Linked DNA regions of Mus musculus: region 2 is linked to region 1. A link is a contact called in ENCODE Hi-C or POLR2A ChIA-PET data. All regions are on one chromosome and are shown on one strand. The core of a region is the stretch at or near the end of the contact, and the rest is flanking DNA. Distances in the headings are between cores, read along the strand shown.

Region 1 (6,174 bases), core at 1,490-3,989:
CACCTTCAAAGAGATCCCCAGCAGAGGGGGAGACAGTCACAGCACACTGAGAGGTATGGCATCTGGAAGGAGTCTTAGAAGATCAGTGGTTGGGAGTCAAGAGAAGCAGGCCAAACAGAGAAATACAGGGGCAGAGGGAGTGGCCAGCACCCAGCAGGCGGTGAGTGAGGGTTCAGGGTTTCAGCCTGCCTAGCTAAATGGAAGCAGGAGAGAAGGCAGAGAGGGAAAAACCTGGAGTGGAGGCTGGGAAGCTGGGCTGCCTCGAGGGCAGAGGAAGCCCCCAAGAGAGTGTGAAGCAAAGTGTGTCAGTGAGGGGGGACAGAGGCACAATTCTGGCAGTGACAGAGGGTTGGAGGGCTGCGTTAGAGGCTTGGCCAGGCAGGGACTCCCCACCCCCACCACCCCCCACCCCGCCTGCCCACCCGCCCACATCTTAGATTCTCAGAGCAGGAGGTTTTCTCATGGGATGGGGATGCCTGCCAGCCGGCAAATGCTTGCTCAGGGATGGAGAGACAGGAAACCTTCTAATGTGAGGTGGGCCGGGGGAGCCAGGACTGGCGCTTTGACAATCCCCTCCTGAACTTCTGTTGCTAATGCAGATGCCCCTGTGGCTTCATTACACTTCACAGGGACCATTACAGCGCCTGGGCCTTACCATTAGCCTGCTTTGGCTGCGAGATTCAGGGAGACGCCCTCAGTGCTGGTCTACACTTCATAGGGTACTCACTGTGTCTCACAGAGCTCCCATTTCCTGGCTGGATCAATAGAGGTTCTAAACTCTTTCAGTTGCAAACTCTCAAGTCCAGAGTACGTGAAAATATGAACGCAAATGTGCTCAAACTGGAATGCGATGGGGGTGGGGGTGGGGGTGGGGGTGGGGGTGGGGGGTGGGTAGGGAAGTCTACTGGATTTGGTGATCTACAAAATCTGAGGATTGGGAAACCTAACCTCCCAGGCTCTTCTGAGAGGGGATACTCACTCTGCAGACCCAGAAAGCTCAGGATCATGGGCAAGACCCCAAATAAGGACATTTAGTCAGAACAGCAAGACAGGAGTACATAACACATTGTGCAGAAAAGAAGATGGAGAGCCAGGCGTGGTAGCACATGCCTAGAATATCAGCTCTCAAGAGGCTGAGTCAGGAGGACTGCTGAATGAGGCCAGCCTGAATTACATGGTGAGTTCAAGGCCAACAGGGCCTACATAGGGAGATCCTAGCTATAAACAAACAAACAAACAACAAAAAGAGGGCTGAATCTTAGAAAGTAGACACAGAAAAAGTGAAGGAAGACTTGAATCTGAGTACTCGGGCTTTACCAGGTCACCTGACATGATGTCATGTACCTTGGGAATGTCGTTTCTTTGGCTATAAAGTAAAGGAATTGGACCACAGCAAGGGTAAAGTCCAAGACTGCCCACTGTCCAGCCTGTGGGTCTTCTAGAGGCTAGGATCCATCCTGGGTCCTAGGGGAAGCAGCAGAAAAAGACCTGACGGCTCAGAAGGGAGATCAGGAAAAGGAAATCCGCTGGGATTTCAATAACCAGAAAGACTTCCCTCACACGAGGACCCTAAAGCCACAAGGGTGGCTGTGGAGAGATCTAGATTTCTGGAAGCTGCCTGCACCAGCTCCCATAGCCAGCAGAGGTTAGACAAGGAGCCTTTGTGTCTGCTCAAAGGCCCCAGGAGGCTGCAGAGAGGCTCAGCCACCCAGCTCTGTGTATTCACCCTTCTCACTCTGGACAGGGCTGCAGATCGGACCCTTTCTGGACCCCTCCAGGGGCTGCGAATGGGACTTTAGTCAGCGGATACACAACTAACAAAGTCTACAGCCCTTGGGCAGAGAGCAAACTCCTCACCATAGGAAAAGGCTTGTTCTGAACTTGTCCGTTTATTTGGCCACCCCAAGACTCCCTGGATGGACACGAAAAGTAGGATCATGGAAGGACTGGCTTCATTTCGCAGAAAATGTGTCTTACAGTGCTAAAGGTGGCCTAGAACTTATACTAACAGATGCCTGAGTCAGAAATGGGAGGGGGCAGACACCCTCTCATTCATCCACCCCTTCACAGGACAGCAGTGAGGTGGCTGGTGTGGTCCTTGCCTTTTTGAGCTCAAACTAGGACAGGAATGGGGTTTGTGACTACAGAAAGTCTTCAGAGCAGGCCAGAGAGAAGAATTGAGGCAGTTCAAGATGAGAGATCAAACTAAACCAGGACTTCATGGACCCGTTAGTGACCTGAACGAAGAGCAAAAGCAGACGGAGGTGGTGAAGCCGGCAAAGATTTCTGCTGGTACCAGCAGTCTGAAAGCACATCCATCTGTCCATCCGTAAGTGACGCGGGATGGGGCAGCAGCGGAGGGAAGGCTGAGGGTCAGTATAAAGGTCCATCGGTGGGCAGTGACAGGAGCCAGGCCAGCACAAAGCAAACCTTGTAAAACTTGGGCGTCGCTGAAAATCGGTGAGCTAAGCAGGTGACCTCTGCTCAGCCAGGACGGTCGCCTTCCGCCTCTCCTTGCTCAACAGCCGTGGCGGACACGCTGACCGGCGGCGACACTGACCGACCGCGTCCCCAAGCGGGTGGCAGACTGGAAGCATCTGTTTAGAAGGGTTGGGGGCGGCTCCGGCGTCTGCCCAGAGTCTGCCCCGCCCTCCTGCTCACAGCCAGGCTATGGGGTGCGGAGCGGGGCGGAGTAGGGCGGGGACCGCGGCGCTTCCAGGCACGTGGGACCCTGCGCCACTCGGCATGGGACTCGGGCACCAGGAACAGCGGCGGCAGCCCTTGGAGGGGACCAGCGCAGCGGGGAGGTGAGAGGTGCTTCCTAGAGGGGAGCGGACACCAAGAGAGGTCGCCAAGTGAGGCCTGGGGACGGGAGCGCCGGTCGAGTCAGCGCCAAACAGGGAGAGCCCATTACGTGACTGTCCCGAGGGCTCGGGCTCCCAGCCCTTGTACTGCGCAAAACTGGGCGGTGAGAGCCGGCTGCCGGTGCGCTGATGAACTTTGTTTCCTCTAGAGCGTGATCTCGGTGAGTGTCATCTTGGTGTGTTTACCAGCATACTGGGGGAATCTGTGTGTTAGTGGGCAAATGCGCACACCCTTAGGGTGTGAGTGACTGAACTTAGTCTGTGTGTACCCCTGGGGCGTAAGTCTGTGGGCTAAGAGACCTGGGAATCCTGGAGACTTCTTGCGCTTGGACTCTTAACTCTCCCCAGAGTCAGTCTGGGTAGCTCACTCGGTGTCAGTGAGGTGTCAGTGAGGAACCGGAGGCAGTGGCAGCAGCGGCGGGGTTGTGGGGTTGGGAGTGGGGGGTGCGGTGGGGTGGGAATGTGGGTTGCTAGTGCAATTTCATATAAGGACAGTTAAGACTTTGATCTGTCTGGAAACTTTTAATCGGGCAGGTGGTGCTGTATGAAGGGTCAGGCAGAAGAAAGACAGTGTTCACCTCACTAGGGCTACAGTGTGTGTGTGTGTGTGTGTGTGTGTGTGTGTGTGTGTGTGTGTGTTACTGATCTCCAGGAGCTAGACCCAAGTGTAGATCCTTCTGGGAACTAGCCTTTCCAGTTTGGAGATTTATAGGGCTAGGTGACTGCTGTGCTCAGAATGGCATCCCTAGAGTCCCTGGGTCAGCAGCCTTGTTTTGGATCAAGTTTGGAATAGTGGCTTTTGAAGATCAGGCTGGGGCGGCAGGGAAGTGGCAATTATCTGTGGGTGGGAGTGGGAGGAAGGAGAGTCTCTGAACAGACTCTACACTGCTGCCAGTGTGGGTCCTGCATGAGGGCTGGGGACAAGCCCTGCTGCGGAGGTCTGCCCCTCTCCTTTTCCATGCTTTGGATACTCCAGAGTTTTGAGGACATGGGCAGGTTGGCATACTGGGTAATCCTCAGAAATGGCTGCCCAGATGCAGAGTGAGGTTGTGGCCTTTCCGGGATCCCTTTTGCCCACCTACCCCAGGCACCAGATGAGCATGTGAGGATGTCACCAAGGCCTCATGGGTGACACCAGGAGTTCTTTAATTTCCTGGCTGTAGTCTTTCTTCTTAATGAGAAGTGCTTATGCTACTATTGGAATGTTGTTGAACTGTTACTTGTTACAGTTTATAAGAATCCCTCATCTTTTCCTCCTAAAGGCCCCATGAGAAAGGAACTATTGCCTTTATTTTGTAGATCAGAAAATAGAGGCTTGGAGAATGTCTTCTCTAAGGTCACAAAGCTACATAAATAAAACCTGGGACTCCGCTTACCTGCCCCAGCTGAGGCCTCCCTGCCCAGGGCCAAAGTTTCAGGATGAGGCAGTGCTACTTATTTCTAGGCTGAGGGGAGTTTGATTTCTCCAGTGTCTCACTCTGTGTCCTGGATGTCAGTCTATGGACCAGGCTGACCCCCAACTCGCGGAGACCTGTCCATAGCCTAACTCTGGAACTCTAGGATTAAAGGCAAGCACCACCATGCCTGGCTGCCCCCAGGAGCCTTTCTTTGGGTCTTTCTTGTGGCCTAATTGCCCAGCTGTTTATGGGATGACCACCATTATCCCCAGGTCTGCTCACAGGACCAGGAAGATCTTGCTGACCTGCTAACTAAGAAGTGCCCTCTGATGCATCTCTTCTCTCTCCTAACTGCCTTCCCTGAGCCTGTCTGTGCACCCTTTAACCTATAGTTTCCTCCTGAGATGCCTTTGGGTCCCTAAGCCATCAGAAGAGCCTAATGGGAAGAACATGGCTGCAAGACCCTCCTTACTCTCTAGAGAAGGTGGTTAGTTATATTATGAAGCCCGGCCATCTCTTTCTCACTTTGTCCTTATTATCTGGCACAGATGGAGCACATAGCAGGTGCCGGGGAGTAGTTGGGAAATGAGCAACCAGGTGCTGTGGGTATTCAGAAGAGAAAGGTCTTGATCCATGAAGAGTCGCTGTAGTGGATCCCCCTGTCCCAAGACAAGGTCTTATGAAGCCTAGGCTGGCCTTGAACTCAGTGTGTAGAATGACCTTAAACTTCTAATCTTTCTGCTTCCACCTCTTGAATGCTGGGCTCGTAGGCATGCACCCATTATATTTGGTGCTGGCAATCAAACCAAGGGCTTCCTGCATTCTAGGTAAACATTCTACCAACTGAGCAACATCCTAGTCCTTCAGTCTCAAGAGAGAGTAGCTCTCTATTGCCCTGTCTCCCAAACCCTAGGGCATATATCAATCTTGATATAGAATGAGTAGCAGGATTCTCTGATACAGAGAGTGACATCTGGACCCTGCTGGGCCCAACTGGATCCTCCATTTTGGTGTCCTGTCCCTGCCACTGAAGAAGAAAGGCCTGGGCACTAGGTCTTCCTCTGGCTTGTATGGATACAGTGTCCTGAAGAGTGCCTAGCCTCCAGTGCCATTTGTAAGAGAGACTTTGGTCAAGCCTGTGCTTGGGTTGGGAAGGAGGCTGACAGGGAGTCCCAAAGCAAGATGCTAGTTCTTCTGCCTGCATCATTATAACTATGGTGGTCCCCTACTCTCCAAACTCTGGTACTAACCACCTTCCATGTGGTACCATCTTTGTAAACTCTGAGAAAGCCTTCCCTTTTAATCTGGAGAATACGCTCTCAGCTTGGCATTTGAGCCCTTTCAAATGAATTCCTTGGCCCCCACACATTCCATGCCACATAACCATCCAAGCCAGCCACTCATGACCTACTGGCACTTCCTCAACAGCCTGTCCCCTTGCCCACTGAGTCTGGCTTGGACTTCCTCCCTTCTCTTCTGTCTTCTTCACAACCCCAAGTTATCTATTAAGGTCCAACTCCTTGGGAAAAGCTTCCACTGACTACATCCCCAAGACACACGTTGTCCTGACTGTGGCCCCTGAATTCTTAGTCCCCTTGTTCCTTTTGGAGATGGTTGGATCTCCCAAAATGACCTAAACATTCCTGGCTCTTTTCCCAAAGCTTGACTGGGCACTCTTCTGGACCTGGAAGAGTTAACCCTCTGAAGCCATGCCTATAGAGACATTGGCAGCTAGAGCTTTGTGGCTCTTAGGACTGTGGGTTATGGTTGTGTTACTCTGAGCACAAATACCTGGGGTTCTGAGAATCTCAGCCGAAGGCTTTCTGGAGCCACGAGAAACACAACTTTGGATACAACACCTGCTTCAGCAGGCAAACTGAAGGAACAGCATGGGATTCAGGCACTCTGGGATT
Region 2 (5,978 bases), core at 2,134-4,633, 39 kb before region 1:
CAGTTTCCACATGAACACACACATTCTCTCTCTCTCTCTCTCTCTCTCTCTCTCTCTCTCTCTCTCTCACACACACACACACACACACACACACACACACACAAAACACACCATAATTTGTGGAAACGTTGAATAATGTACCTGGATACCTGGGTGTGCCTTGCCCACATACATTGGCTATAAACATGTAGCTGAGGCTAGCCTTGAACTTTTGGCTCTCCTGCCTTTCCCTTCAAGTGTTGGGATTTTAGGATGGAGTTTGTGTGGTGTTGGGGAGTGAAGGCCAGGCTCTGTGCATGTTGGAAAGCTATTCTGCCATAGGAGCTTTATAGCCCTTCTGTTCTGTTTTTGTTTTGAGTCAGGGTCTTGCTATGTAGCCCAGATTAGCCTCATTCTTGCCTAGATCCTCCTACCTCAGCCTTTTGAGGGATGACGTAACAAGCATTGATCACCACACCAGGCTAAAATGAAACTTTCTTCCTAGGGAAAGGTAAACTATGTGGCCTGTCTTTGGAGCAACATGGCAGTTCCTCTGACAAGCACAGAGGTTCCATACACTTAGAAACTTCAGCCCAGCACTCTGGAGGCTACACAGTGAGACCACCGTTTCAAATCAAAACAAAAAGTTTAGAAACTCCACTGCTTAAGTATACATCCAAGCAGGGTAATTAGCATAAATTAGCATAAAACTGTGGTTGAACAGTGGTCAGAATACTATCCAAACAGATAAATAAAAAGTTCAGTGACTAAGAGCACTGGTTTTCTTCCAGAGGACCCAGGTTCAATTCTCAGCTCCTATATAGTGGCTCAGCCATCTATAACTGCAGTTCCAGGGAACTACAGATGCAGGCATCAGGATTACAAGAGGCATAAGATGTACATGCATAACAAAACACCCACACACATAAAATAAAATAGAGAATTTAATTTAAAAAATTTAAATACAGACAGTGAAACTGGGTTTCACATACCCATTATCCTAGCACTCAGGAAGCTGAGGCAGGAGGATTGCATATCTGAAGCCAGTCTGAGCTTCCCAACATATTTCATAAGATACACTGATAAATCCTGGCTCAAAAGACCAAGAACTGGGAATGAAACTCTGGTAGAATGCTTGTACAGTATGTTCAAGGCCTTGGCTCCCTCCCCAGGGTAGCCCTCAAAAAGCAAATGTCAAACAAGGCAGGGATGTAGCTCAGTGCAGTAAAGTGCTTGCCCAGCTCGCAGGGAGCTCTGCTTCAATTACCCACATCAGATAATGCCAGACATAGTGATGCATGCTTTCGATCCCAGCAGGCAAGGAGGTGCAGGCAAGAGGACCATCCTTGACTACATAGTGAATTCAAGGTCTAGACTCAAAAGATCCTATCTCCCTGCCTACACACTGAGTGCTAGTTAGTCATAGAAAAGAATGAAACACTGCTATTTCTGGCTTATCTGTGACCTAGATGAAACCTGAAAGCATTACACTAAGTAGAAACAGCATGGTTCTGTTTCTGATTATGGGAAGAATCCAGACTAGGCAAGTCCATACAGAGACAAGGAAGTCTGAGGATGTGGGGTGGGGTAGGGGAATAGAAGAGTGGCTGTATATTAATGGACATGCACTTTTGTTGACGAAGATGAAAATATTATAAACTGCTTGTGGTGCCGGTTGGAGAATATTGGGGAACATACTACATATCATTAACACATACACTTCATCATTTCTACTATTATTATCCAGTACAATGATAGTAATAGAAATCTTTCTAGAGACAAGATTTCACCGTGTATCACAGGATGGCCTCCAAGTAATTATATAGCATAGGCTACCATCAAACTTGTGGCAATCCTCCTGCCTCAGCCCTGTGACCACCATACCTGGTTTAAATTGTATACGCCACATGAACAAATTATATGGCATATAGATGCATATCAATAAAACACACATATATGAATAAGTAAATGTAATTAAAATACTTTTAAAAAACAATTTCAGTATTAAACCCTGTGCTAGCATTTTAATGTCTCTAAACACTTTCCTTTGCACAGCTGTGCATAATTAACTTAGACTCTATCAGTGGAGTTTGATGCTTTCTATTTGTTCCTTTGTTTCAAAACATTTCAAGCACAAGGGAAATGAACAGCATAAGGAGCCCCTACACCCATCTCCTACGTCAACAGTGACTAGCACGACTCTTGCTTCTAAAGCACTGATTCAATAAACATTCTTGGGCAGAAATTTTTGCCCCCATTGTATACTGAATTCAGCTCAGCTTAAATCACTTCCTCAAACCCTTACAATGGCTTTACAAATGGTGTGATGATTCAGACCTGGCTTTGCCCTTGAGGAGCTCCTAGTCTGGTGTGGGAGAGAGACACTGCATTGGAGTGACCAGTAGGGACAGAGGCTGTGTAACGGGAAAGAGCAGGGCCCTATTACCCAGGAGGGTCCTAGTGTGGACGAATTGCCCCCATCCTGGAAGACTAACAGCTTCCCCAGCTCTGCGTTTCTTCCTTTACGCCACATGGTGGCGCCAAAGTCATCTTTCCACCTTTGGCAGCTTAGTGAAGGCTCTCTCGGAAACACTCTCAGAAGGACTGTTCAGTGTCTCTTCTTTGAGTGACCCTGTCTGGTGATGGTCTTCTCGTAGCCCCAGACTTCTCATGTGGTATATGAAGAAGATAGATGTAGTGAATTCTCTGGCATCTGGACTCCCGAGGAGAGTCAGCTCTCTGCAGGAGGCCAGAGGCTCCACTGCCCAGCACATGCTTAAAGAGGACTCAAGGATTCACAGGGGTCTCTATTCTGTCCCAGGAGAAGCTAATGGCCTCTCTGCCCTTTTCACTTTTTACAGAGGTCTATAGGAGTGGCTTTTTATTCTAGCAACACGCATCTATGTAAGGCATGCGGGGGTGGGGGTGGGGGTGGGGGGTCGGGGGTGGGGATCCACCTCCTGAAGCTGCCCCTCAGGAGTTACCAAGTGAGGACAGTTTAAGGGACATATTCTTGATACAGCGGCAAAGTTATGACTGTAGGTGGAGGAAGTGAACATGAGTCACTAGAGACTTCCAGAGGCCAGGCCGGATGTAAGTCCCCAAGGGCATTCGCCTATTGGGCACTAGAAGGATGCTTCTCATATAGCTGAGGGCATTTTGACAAAGAAGAAGGTGGAGTAGGGTATGGGAGGTGGGATGGGGTGTGGGAGGTGGAGGGTGTTTACTTTCCAGAGGGCTTTTGTGGTAAACTAGCTGGCTGCCTCTTCACCCTGGGCCAAGAGGGAAGGGCCAGGGGTGGGATAAGGGGTGTGGCAGAGCCAGACTCCGAGTATCTGTCAGGGTCTGCTTCCCAGGGGCCTTTCTGGGCTGTGACCCTAATACCTCTCCTTGGTCCTCTCCAGAGGACCCTTAACTTAACCCCGTGAGCCAGCCAGGGTACAAGTCACTAGGGGAAGGCAAGGCCAGCCCACACATCCTGAGGGCCTACTGTGTGCCAGGCAGGCCTGGAGTGGAACCCTTCTCTAAACCGAGTTTCTTCCTCATTTCACAGAGAAGGAAGTAGGAAGGAGCTGGCCAGCCGAGGGAGGCCTCAAGCCGGGATGTGTCATCCTCCCTTTCTCCACTCTCCAAGCTTGTTTTCTGAATCACCGTGCATGCGTGACCCTTCCTCATCCTCCCAGGCCTCGCCTCTGCTTCCCTTGTGCATTCCCCAAGGCCACCAAGCTGCGCTGTGCTCTCAAGGTCACGTTCACAAGATGGGTGTGCTGATGGACATTGGTACAAGTGTATATCCCAGCCCTGTCTGCTGCTGATCTGCTCTGTGACCTTGAGCAAGTCGCTCGAAGAGCTCTGAGCTTCAGTTTTGTCTATTCATTGGTGTTGTTAAGAGAATCAAATAAGATACTAAGTATAGTTGAACTTTGTGGCACATGTCTATAATCCAGCACTCAGGAGACCAAGGTGAGAGGATTGTGGGATCTTGCCTGACAAAACCAAAAACCATATCAAAAGAAAGAAAGAGAGAGAGAGAGAGAGAGAGAGAGAGAGAGAGAGAGAGAGAGAGAGAAGGAAAGATGTGTAACATTTTTAATACCTCATCCTGGTATGGTGTTCAATAAAGGTTAGGTTTTGTTAATTTTTCTCCCTTTTTTTCTTCATCACCTTCTTCTTCTTCTTCTTCTTCTTCTTCTTCTTCTTCTTCTTCTTCTTCTTCTTCTTCTTCTTCTTCTTCTTCTTCTTCCTTCTTCTTCTTCTTCTTCTTCTTCTTCTTCTTCTTCTTCTTCTTCTTCTTCTTCTTCTTCTTCTTCTTCTTCTCCTCCTTCTCTTCCTCCTCCTCCTCTTCTTCTTCCTCATCATTGTTGTTTTGTTTTGTCTAGGTTTTGTTGTTGTTGTTGTTTTGCAAGACAGGGTTTCTCAGGGTAGCCCTGGCTGTCCTGGGTGTGTGTGGCAGTGATTGTAAACATGTGCTTTCATGCCTAGCAGAACCTGCACTTCCACAAGCCCCTCCAGCAGTCAGGCAGAGAAGGGAGCAGGTGGAGCTGCTACCCTGGGTAGAGGAAAGGCCCTGACTTTGGGGCTGGTCACTGGTGTCTCCAACCTACTCCCAGGAGACACTTATCTACTCTCGGATCCTCCTACACCCTTGGGAGTTGGTACTAAGGTTTGAGGTTATCTAATTCAGCCTTGAGAGGACTGGTCAGTCCCCTTAACCCTGTCTCAGGAAGACATAAATAGCGATGCTCCTCCCTGGTACCTCCCCAAGCTCTGAAAGGCTGGCGGCTGGAACCCAACTCAAAGCCCAAGGAGCTGGCCAGGGTCCCTCTTGTCCCTCAAGCTCTTTGACCTGTGCCTATAGGAATTTGTGACTCTTGGCACCCAGCATGGTGACAAGTCCCTGCTGAAGCCTTGGCTGGTCTCTCCACTTGAGCTGGGTGAGGACGCCATTCCTGGCACTGTGGGAGTCTACAGCTGGGGCCAGTCCCTGCTCCCTTTGCCTTGGAGCTAATTTTAGGGCCTCCTAGTCCATGCCTCAGCTCAGCCTGGGTCCGTTCCCAGCCTCTCAGCAGTGAGGTCAGTTGGGGTCTCAGAGGATTGAGAAGGCCAGACCCGGCTTTGGCTCAAGAGGTGAAATTAGAATCCTCGTCCTCTGTCCAGCCTCTCCCACCACTGCTTGGGAAGTCACCCTCAGAGCTAACTGGCAGGATGTGACGAGAGCCATCTTTTTCCAGCCAGGGACATGCTCAACTTCTCTGCAAAGAGACAAATGAAACGCTGTTAGAAAGTTACCAGAGATCAGAGAGGTCGGAGCAACGATCCCTGGGAGAACTGATGCCTCCATTCTTCATCTGCCAATCATGCCCGAGAGCCAATCATGGCCGAGCTAGCACTAAAACTCAGGCCTCCCCAGTTGGACTTTACATCCTATGACCTGTGGATGACAGCGCGGAATGAGAGAGAGGGGAAGGGCCTTTTCAGGGGTCCCCCAAATGCCAGCTCAATGAGCAGTTTTTTTCATTCTTTCTTAGGATTCTTTTTGTGACAGTGTAGCCCAGACTGATCTTGAACTCACTATGTAGCCACGAATGACCCTAAACCTTGATCCTTCTGTTCCTACCTCCTGAATAGGTGCGTACCATCATGCCTTGCTTTGTAAGAGGAGTGTATGTATGGAGATTGGGAGGTACAGGGCTCATATAACCCATGGGTGTCACCAATTCTCTATGTAGCAGAAGCCGGCTTTGAACTCCTGATCTTCCTGACTCTGCTCTCAAGTGCTGGGTTTATAGGGGTGAATATGCTCGGTTATATGAAGTGCTAGGGCCGAGTCCAGGGCTTTTTGTGCCTGCATTCTACCTAACAAGATACATTCTCAGCACTTCTGTCTTTTGGGGGGAGAGGTTATTACTCTGTAGCCGAGGCTAGCCTTTGAACTTGCTACAATTCTCCTGCACCAGCCTCCTGAGTGCTAGACCTTGTACGTGTTAGGTAACTGCTAC

Evidence for each region. Hi-C counts contacts between places; a loop is a spot of excess contacts on that map. ChIA-PET counts read pairs that join two places held with the same protein, here RNA polymerase II (POLR2A).
Region 2: a loop to region 1 is called in a map of heart, with 4 times the contacts of the local background. The contact joins the enhancer-like site here to the promoter of P2ry2 in region 1. A Hi-C loop is called at or near these places in 13 of 37 maps with a recorded cell type or tissue (CH12.LX, adrenal gland, gastrocnemius and 3 more). POLR2A ChIA-PET finds 5 or more read pairs at or near these places in 1 of 5 experiments (Patski).

The regions. Positions count from the first base shown.
Region 1 is chr7:101,008,563-101,014,736 of GRCm38, reverse strand. It overlaps P2ry2 (purinergic receptor P2Y, G-protein coupled 2), which reads left to right and starts at 2,739. Exons shown (of 3, transcript NM_008773.4): 1 at 2,739-3,025.
Region 2 is chr7:101,048,536-101,054,513 of GRCm38, reverse strand. No RefSeq gene overlaps it. Among named protein-coding and RNA genes, the nearest start is that of P2ry2, 40 kb to the right of the region's middle. Within about 2 kb of position 3,383, at least 1 of the 3 ENCODE cell types and tissues checked has a DNase peak (open chromatin) inside an H3K27ac peak, as active enhancers do; it is heart, where a contact is called at or near this core.